Regions from separate parts of the Homo sapiens genome. Here region 2 is linked to region 1. The links are chromatin contacts, found by Hi-C or POLR2A ChIA-PET in ENCODE. All regions are on one chromosome and are shown on one strand. Each heading gives the region's core, a stretch centred on a gene start or an enhancer-like site at or near the end of the contact. The rest is flanking DNA. Distances are from core to core; before and after follow the strand shown. Region 1 holds the start of PICALM (phosphatidylinositol binding clathrin assembly protein). Region 2 overlaps RAB30 (RAB30, member RAS oncogene family).

Evidence for each region. Hi-C counts contacts between places; a loop is a spot of excess contacts on that map. ChIA-PET counts read pairs that join two places held with the same protein, here RNA polymerase II (POLR2A). Pooled maps may share reads with other maps.
Region 2: a pooled map shows a loop between it and region 1 (2.8-fold over the local background). The contact joins the enhancer-like site here to the promoter of PICALM in region 1. A Hi-C loop is called at or near these places in 1 of 168 maps with a recorded cell type or tissue (GM12878), 3 of 37 single-sample maps with no recorded cell type and 5 of 50 pooled maps. POLR2A ChIA-PET finds 5 or more read pairs at or near these places in 1 of 52 experiments (OCI-LY7).

The regions. Positions count from the first base shown.
Region 1 is chr11:86,066,070-86,070,515 of GRCh38, forward strand. PICALM (phosphatidylinositol binding clathrin assembly protein) reads right to left here and starts at 3,015. Exons shown (of 20, transcript NM_007166.4): 1 at 2,582-3,015. The coding sequence starts at 2,711. It overlaps LOC124902731 (a long non-coding RNA gene), which reads left to right and starts at 3,855. Exons shown (of 2, transcript XR_007062823.1): 1 at 3,855-4,446. RefSeq lists enhancers at 1,661-2,363, 2,364-3,065, 2,805-4,004 and silencers at 2,630-2,679, 2,750-2,799, 2,940-3,109, 3,260-3,529.
Region 2 is chr11:83,052,896-83,057,738 of GRCh38, forward strand. All of the region lies in intron 1 of RAB30 (RAB30, member RAS oncogene family), which reads right to left. Among named protein-coding and RNA genes, the nearest start is that of SNORA70E, 14 kb to the left of the region's middle. RefSeq lists an enhancer at 1,982-2,141. Within about 2 kb of position 2,081, at least 4 of the 41 ENCODE cell types and tissues checked have a DNase peak (open chromatin) inside an H3K27ac peak, as active enhancers do; they include OCI-LY7, where a contact is called at or near this core.

The DNA.
Region 1 (4,446 bases), core at 1,765-4,264:
TCCTAAAAGACAAAAAATTACTTGAAATGACAGGTTTCTGTATTAAAGCCTAAAGTTCATGATGTCAACACCATGAACTGTCCGTAGAAGACTTTTTAATTTTCTCAAAGCATGTTAGTGTGTGCAAGGAAGGTATTTGTTTAGTAAACCACTCACTGGTCAGACTTTACCTAAGATAAAGGTATTTTATTAGTGAGAACTGATTACAGGACATTTTAATCAACAATGTAGGGAAAATAGTATCCCTGTATTTTAAAACCTCATTGAAAAGAAACAGAAGCACATTAACGACACATATATTTTTAAATCAAATACTACCAGGTATATTCAAGTTCCAAAAACGTGGGAGCTTGTAAACACAGAAGTGGTAGAGAAAAAGAACGACAAATGCAAGATTATCCTCCAAACCTAATCCCAGTTACCATCTATCTGCAGTAGTGGCTATAACAAGAGAAATAGCTAATAACATTTATGAAACAACATGCAAATAGCACTCTTCTAACCCTACCTATTTTCTCCTCTTTTTGACAATGCTTTAAAAGAACCACTGCTACATTTGAAATAAGACACAAACCTTTACAAAAAAAACTTTTAAAAGCCTTATCGATTCTTATTTTGAATGAGGAAAGAGGAAAATAGTTCACACAGTCACAACTAGTTTCTTCATACTCCCATACAAAAAAAAAAAACAAAAAAAAACCAAAAGCAACTAACAAAAGAATTAACACAGTGTCAGGACAAACTGTAAGATTTGGTAGGGCAAACCAAGTAGTATTTGAAGAGCCGTAAATAGCAGAAACGTCTACTACACGTATCAGATAATCAAAAAATCACATATGGCTTTACGATGCATTTTAAAAAGTTTTCTGTTCATAAGAGTGTCACCATTTAAACATATTCTCCATTCTCTAAGACAAGCAAGGACTGAGAGTTTAAAAGCAGCCTGCATGCATATCTGAAAGAATCAAGCACTAATGCTTTTTTATTTAAAACTTTTTTCCACAGTGGAGGAACAATCACAAAGAATAATAGGCTTCTGTGTAGCAAAAACTTGTTCTAACAGCATTCATGAGCACAGTAACTTGGAAGAATCTACATTTCGTACATTTTTTTTAAAGTGCAAACTTTACGGCCAAAGTCCAAATGAGAAATCAAAACAGGCTTCCAGACAGTGAATTATCTTTCAGGGCATGCTCACTCTTGCTTCAAACAGTAAAACAAAGTAACTTTCATGTATGATGAAAGTCAGTCAGACTAATGTGTCCAGTCATTTAAAAAGGGAACTTACTTATCGTGACTATTGCCCTATTTTTCCCTGAAAAGTTTCAGGTCTAAGCTCCATTGGCTTGAGTGATCCAATGAGCTTTGTACCCTGGGGTAAAAGAGCGCAAAGAAAAAGGAGGGTATTACAGGTGACTTCCAGGTTAGAAAAAAGTTACGAGGAGTTAGCTCTACTAATTGTATCTACGTTAGCGAATGGACGAATACTATGTCGTGTAAGAGAAGCTAAAGCTAGTTCCTCAAAAGGTAACTGGCATAATTAAAACATCCAAACTCAAGCATCATCAAACATCATTTTGCCAATTTTTTTAAGGGATGTATGTTATTTGTAAGTAAATTTATTAATCCATTTGGAATTCCAACAGTCTACGCTTAACACTCAAGCTTCTGAATTCAAGCCGCCAGAATTAACAGTTCCAGGAACTGATAAGAGTATCAGCAAAATGCCTTTTTCCATATCCCCATGTGAAAAGCTGGGGGGCAGAGCTGACAGTCACAAACTCACCCCAGTCAAAAGTATGGACAACACAACGATTAAATTCCACCAGAGGCAAATAAAAATCCCAACTTTCCAGAAAGCTTTCCCTACACCAAATTGAATCCTTTTACTTTCACTCCCACAAAGAAGGTAATCTGAAATAAAAGTCGGGTAACTGGGTATGGTATTTAAAATGAGTCGAAGAAACTACACTGAAGCTACTATAGAGGCGATGAAAAGGTAACCCAAAAGCAGGAGGGAAGGTGGAACAGAAAGCCAGGAAGGGATGGGCGAAGCAGCTAGTGGAGCAAAGGAAGTGGGGGATCCCTTCCAGGGAGGCAGCCCGGAGGGATAACAAGGATCTGGATGCAAGGAACCAGGCGTTTACTGAAACCCGAAGGAGGCTGATGAAGAAACAATGGGGCTTGGAGACGCTCAGACGAGGGCGACGAGGCGGCACCGGACGGGTGGGAAGGAAGAGCAGAAGGCTGCAGTGGAGACGGGTAGGGGGTGAGAAGCCAGGTGGGGAAGCAAGTTGGTTGGGTATGATGGGGTGTGGTAGCGCACCGGGCAGGGAGACGAGGGTCCCCTAGGAATAGGGAGGGGAGTGGCTTGTCAGATTTTGAGACGGGGAGCGGAGGCCGTGAAGGCAGGTGTGATGGAAGCAAAAGAACACAGCTCAACGGGCACAGGACCGGCCGTGCCAGAGAAGACGCAGGGAGGGAAGAGGCAGTAGAAGGGTGAAAGACAAGAGAGAGAGAGAAGGACGCGCGCGGGTCGCGCGGGCGCCGGGGAGCGGGGGCCGCGGTCGGCTTCACTCACAGTCCAGGTGCTTTTTCTTGGGCCCCATGATCTCGTGGGTCGTGGCCTTGCATACTGTCTTGGATACGGCAGAGCCGGTGACACTGTGCTGGGCGGCAGTGATTCGGTCCGTCAGGCTCTGGCCGGACATCTCTGCAGCTCCTCCACCACCCCACCCGCTCAGCAGCCGGCGGGGACTGGGACCCCCAAGAGCCGGAGGGTCCCCACCCCCCACCGCACCCCCTACCCCCACCGGCTCCTTCCCCGCCTGCCGGCCTGGGGCGCGGTTCGGGGCCGCGCGCTGCCACCAGTCCAGAGAGAACCGGCTCGTGTCACCCGCGGAGTCGGACAAGATGTCGGGCACTCCCTTGCCCCCGCCTCAGTTCAGCCCACCCCTTCCCGGGTCAGCTGGAGCCGGGCAGGGTAAGAGGAACAGGCAGCTGCAGGAAAATGGCGGCGCCAGGCTCCTCCTCGGAGCTTTCCGGGCTGCCCCGGGTCACGTGACTCGGACACCGCCCCTCCTCCCTTCTCCCGCCCCTTTCCCCTTCCCTTTCCTCTTCGACGCCCGCCCTCCCTCGCTCAGCGAGGGAAGAGCTGGGCGGCGCCCGCGCGTTACGTGATGGAACTCGCCAGGCGGGCGCAACAGGAGGCCCGCCCGAGGGGAGTGCACAGCCGGCGCATCACGTGACTCTCCCTGCCAACAGGTCGCCTGAGGCTCGGCCCGCGGGGTCACAGACGCCGGGCGGGGCGGGGCGGGAGAGGAATGGCGAGGGCGGTGTGCTGGCGGGGGTGGGGCGGGGCGGCAGGCTTCTCCCCTTATCCCCCCACCTCAAGTGTGTCCTCGTGTCTGTGGTTGAAACCAACAGCTTGACAAAGGAGGTGCAGCTGCCTTCACAGCTTCCCCTGAAGTGGGGGGTATTAGGCCTCTGGCTCCCCGAGCTTTCCCAGCAGAGTCAAGAATGTATTTCAAGACGCCTCCCAAAGCCGCCCTCCTGGCTTAAAGGAGAAGGTTCCAAACGGCCTATTTTCTGAACCTTCCAGCAGGCCTCTCTCTACCATGGAACTATTGAAGCTCTCCTTATTTACTTACCCCAGAAAGGTTTTTTCCCCCCTTTCCTTGAGAGGCTTGGAAATGTCACCTGGTTTTGTTTATCTCTACTCCGAAAACCCGACACGTTGCTGCCATTCTAAATTTAGATACTAGCTGGCCGGTATTCATTCTCTAGGGTGTGGAATAGGACAGGAAACACATAGCTTCACTGGAATTTGAAAAGGGAAGTAGTAGGATGATGTCAACAGCGATTAGCTTGACCCTACATGGCTGACTGCTGTGGTGATTAAAGGTCCAGACCATAGAAGGAAGTGAGAGGGGCGGTAAATGGAGAAGTCCCATTCAAACAGTCCAGACATCACTGCCTGCCATCTCCCCTGGTTTAGTCTTTCTTACCTTTGGCCTCTTTTCTCTTATTGGGTGAGCCAGATTTCCATGGAAAGACGTTGACACTGCCCTGTGGACATTTTAAAAGAAGTATTACATCCTGAAATACTATTCAATGAGACCCAGACCATACATTAACAAAGCCTTTTATATGTTATTAGAGCCTCTACATTCAACCCAGGGTTAGGGATAAGTTGAAAAATATGTGAGTGCTAAGTTACCATGATAGTCACATGTAATCTTGCTAGTTTCAAATGAAATGCTAACATTCTCAGAAAGTCTGTGTACACCATCTGCCAGCCAAATCCAAAATACTGTGCTTCAATCTGGTGACTCTCAAAGGATGCAAAGCTGATAGATATTTAACATTTTATGTATCATATCAGGAATTTTGTGGTCTCCCATTTTCCCCACGCCCCCTCACCCCTCTTTTTTCCCCACTATGGCT
Region 2 (4,843 bases), core at 831-3,330, 3.0 Mb before region 1:
CTCATACATTGACTGGGAAAAGAGACAGTGAGGTGCAAGGCAATATTAATATATTAATGTTTTAGTAAAAAAACTTTCCCTGTGACTTGGTGATCTACCACCTCAGAGAGAAGACACAGGGAACTGGAGCTGTCCTTCAGTGTGTTAGAAAAGTTGAAGAGCTGGCCTCCCCTAACTATCATGAATCCCCTGGGCTCCATAGATGGAAGGGAGGCGTCTATGCCCTGCACCCTGGGTGGTTCCTCCAGAAATAGAAACTCTAGTGTTTTGAAGGAGCATGAAGTAGAGGAAGGAGCCTTAAACCACTGTTTAGTCTCCTTCCAGCTGTGACCTTAAGCAAGTCACAACCTCTTTGAGCCTCAGTTTTTGTACTTATAAAGCCAGGATAAGAACACCTACATTACAGGATTGTGGGGAGGATCAAATAAAATTATAAATGCAAAGGGCAGAGCACAGCTGCTCAATTAATGGTTAGTGCCTAACTTTTGCCCCTCAACCTCCACTTCAATTTCTTAGTATTGAAATTGTATATTTAGTAATTCTAATCCTTAGTAACTCAGCGGTACTTAGTAATTTTGAGAAAATCACATATATTACCCAGTGTCTTGGCAATTTCACTTGCTTTTTTGAAGCATAACCATCTGTGACTTTAGTTGTGAGCATCTCCAATAACTCTGGACCCTTGAGTCTCTTACTAATCTGCTCTATGCTTCCTAAATGCCTTCAAAAAAAAAAAAATCTAACCCACAGGTCCCTTTTTAACCTTATAATCTTTCTCTAATCTGGAAGAGATTCTAAACCTTATAGATATTTGACAAATTGCTGGGAACTTAACTGTCATATATGACTAAATTTTCCATAAGACTTAAAATAAAAAGTTTGCCAAAGTTTTAATGACTTTAATAAATAAGTGGCCAAGTGTTATGGTTCATGCCTGTAATCCCAGCACTTTGGGAGGCCAAGGTGAGTGGATCACTTGAGGTCAGGAGCCTGAGATCAGCATGGCCAACATGACGAAACCCCGTCTCTACTAAAAATACAAAAAGTAACCAGGAGTGATAGCATATGCCTGTAATCCCAGCTACTCAGGAGGCTGAGGCAGGAGAAACGCTTGAACCTGGGAGGCAGAGGTTGCAGTGAGCTGAGACTATTCCACTACACTCCAGCCTGGGTGACAGACAGAGGGAGACTCTGTAAATAAATAAATAAATAACATGCTTATGACCATAGGGACAACAGGAAGGATGAGGTTCTTGTGGTCTTCTTCATTATCTTCCTGGAGTCATTTCCTCTTAACATCCTCTCATCCTAGACAGGGTCAGGTGCCCCTCCTCTATGCTCCAGTAGTTATCTCTATGTACACTGCCAGCATTATGACCATACTGTATGATAATCATCTCTTTTACGTCTCTTTCTTTAGCCTACAATCTCCTTATAGTCAAAAACAGTGTGCTGTCAAATCTTGATTGCTACTACCCATGAGCACAGTATCTGGCATATAATAGATATAAAACTTGTGTTTGATGAATGAATAAATTAGGTTTTTAGATCTGGGAGAAACTTTAGAAATAACCTGGTCTAATACAGGCCTTCATTTCACAGACAAGAAAGCTGAGCCTGTCCCTGGTCATCTAGGTGGCTAGGAAAAACAACATTAACAACAACAACAAAAAAGAAAGTTGAGGCCACGCATGGTGGCACACCTCTGTAGTCCTAGTTACTGGAGAGGCCAAGGAGGAAGGATCACTTGAGCCCAAGAGTTTGAGACCAGCCTGGGCAATAGAATGAGACCCTGTGTCTACGAAAAAAAAAAATACAAAAATCAGCCAGATGTGGGGGTGTGCACCTGTAGCCCCAGCTACTCAGGAGGCTGAGGTGGGCAGACTGATTGAGCATGGGAGGTTAAGGCTGCAGTGAGTCGTGATCATGCCACTGCACTCCAGCCTGGGCAACAGAACAAGACCTTGTCTCAAAAACAAAAAAGAAAAACGAAAAGAAAGCTGAGCCTCAGAAATGTAAGGTATCCTCAGAAGCAGCAAGAAGATGGCAAGTGGTGGCGGCCAGGTGCCATTTTGACTGTAGTTCAAAAGCAGACATCACCTGGCACTCACCTGCAAGAAGAAGCGTGTGGCTTAGTGGACACAGCATGGGCTCTATAGGAAAAGTCTTGCTCCTGCCACCTACCCGTCATGTGATTTTGGACAGGTTACTTCCTCTCTCTGAGTCACAATTTCTGCATCTGCATCTGCATCTGTTAATTGGAGCTATTAATAGCTCCAAAGTTGTTAGGGTTATTAAATCTGCCACCATACATAAAGTGCCTAGCATAGCACCTGGCACTATGTAAATGTTTACTGAATGAATCATGAATGAGTACCTGTCCAGCACACCACAACTTCATGAACCTGGTTTAGACTTTGCTTTCAGGTCTCTGACCACAGCAAAGATGGCTGGGACACCCACAATTATAGAACCATGAACTTGGAGATCTGTTCCTTGCAAGGACTGGACTTTAAAGCATGTCTATAACTTTGCTCACTGTTCCCTTCCCCTGAGTTGCCCTTCTCACCTTCCTCATTGACACACAAATTTTATCCATCTTCTGCTGCGCAGCCAGATCTACCCTGTCTTGGAAGCCATTTCTAACACTTATTACTTCTCAGTCCTTCCTGTCTCACTGATCACTTTCTACCAAGTAGTAAAGGAGTGCTATGATTTGAATGGTTTGTGTCCTTTTCAAAATTCATGTTGAAATTTAATCCCCAATGCATCTGTATTTAGAGGTGGGAACTTTAGGAGGTAATTAGGCCATGAGCGCTCCATGCTTATGAAGGGATTAGCACCTTACAAAAAGGGCTTGAAGGGGTGAGTTGTCCTTCTGTGCCTTCTACCATGTGACCACACATCCTTTGGAGGATGCAGGAACAAGGCACCATCCAAAGGGCACAAGAGTAGAAAAGCAGAGAGTATCCTTCAGCAGACACCAAGCCTGCTGGCGCCTGGATCTTGGACTTTTCCAGCCTCCAGAACTGTAAGAAATAAATTTCTGTTGTTCACAAATTACTCAGTCTCAGATATTTTGCTATAGTAGCACAAATGGACTAAGACATAAGGTGTATCTGTTTGGTTTTTTAGATATACATAACATAAAATTTACCATCTTAACAATTTCTAAGTATACAGTTCAATAACATGAAGTATATTCACATTGATGTGCAGCCAATCTATAGAACTTTTTCATCTTCTAAAACTGAAACTCTACACCCACTAAACAGCTTCCCACTTCTCTCCTGCCCCCAGCTCCTGGTAACCACCATTTTACTTTATATTTCTTTGTATCTGACTACTCTAAATATCTCATATAATTGAAATCATACAAAATGTGTTTTTTTGTGACTGGCTTTTATTTCACTTAGCATAAGGTCTTCAAGGTCATCCACGTGGTGGCATGTGTCACAACTTCCTTCCTTTTTAAAGCTGAGTAATATTCCACTGTATGTAAATACCACATTTTGTTTATCCATTCAACCATCAATGGGCACTTGGGTTGCTTCCATCTTTTGGCTATGGTGAATAATGCTGCTAGGTGAACGCCTTAATCATAAAGATGTGTTTCAACCACCTCTATAGTTCTCAAGGTGCCTGACATGTGATGGGCTCTCAATAAATACTTATCAAGTAAAAAAGGACTCAGCTTTCAAGATTATAAGGTGAAAAAATGAATCATCTTCCACATAAAATTGCAAATTGTCCAGCAGAAAAATCACACAGCACAGACTCTGCAGTAAGACAGTCTTGATTTCTGGTCCTGGATCTGCCTCTTAGCTAGTCATACGATCTTAGGCATGCTACTTAAGTTTTCAGAGATTCAGTTTTCTCATGTGATTTTTGCCAAAATTAAATGATATAACATGTTAACACAGTGCTTGGCAGGTCATCAACTAAAAAAAAGTTTGCCAATATTATTATTATAAAGTTACAGAATGAAAATAACTTACTATACTTGCAAACATGCCATTTTGCTTCCTGACCATAATTTTAAAAGCAAAAAGCATGCAGAATTCTAAGACCAAACAATCTGTGGCAGGTAATAGTCAAAAAAGGACAGTTCCACAGCAGTAACAGTAAGTACAGATTTGTATCATTGAATTTGGAATCTTGAGTTATACAGCTATAGCTCCTCAGAAGGTAGAAATTTTGTCACTTCAAAGGGACAGGCTTAAATGTTACACTAAGGATCTTCTTACTCAACAAAATAGTCTGTCTGATATCTCAGAAATGTTTTAAAATCCGGATCACTTGAGGGTTTTTTTTTTTTTTAGTGCTAAATCTATTTTGAATTTAATCATTCATATTTTGAGGCTGTTAGCAAAAAGATGAAAAAATAGATTTTTATTACTATTTCAGACAGAAGTATATATTTTAATCTCTCTCAAAAGAAATTGAGCTCTCTACCCAACTTCCAATTCCTGTAGGACATGAATTCCTTTTCAGGTTGCTACCTAAATTTTCCAGGCCAGAAACATTCTTTCCAATGTTAACTCTTAGAAAGCAAAGTTCTTGAGTTTTGGAAGGAAAAGCTTATTCAAGTTTCTTTTGTCTGCCAAAACAATTAACATTTAACATGGCTAATTAAAATAGCTCTCTGCAACAAAATCAGAAACTGGGCGTTGGGTTGAGGGAGAGGAAAGGGAAGAAAAGGTAAGAGATAGTTGCCCAAATGCTAGTAGTGGCCCCAAAATGGCCCAGATGGAAAGGGACCATTACCCCTAGCTTTCCTAGGACAATCACAACTTCATATAAATTTAACACTATACTGAGATGATTTGTTAAGTGGATAACT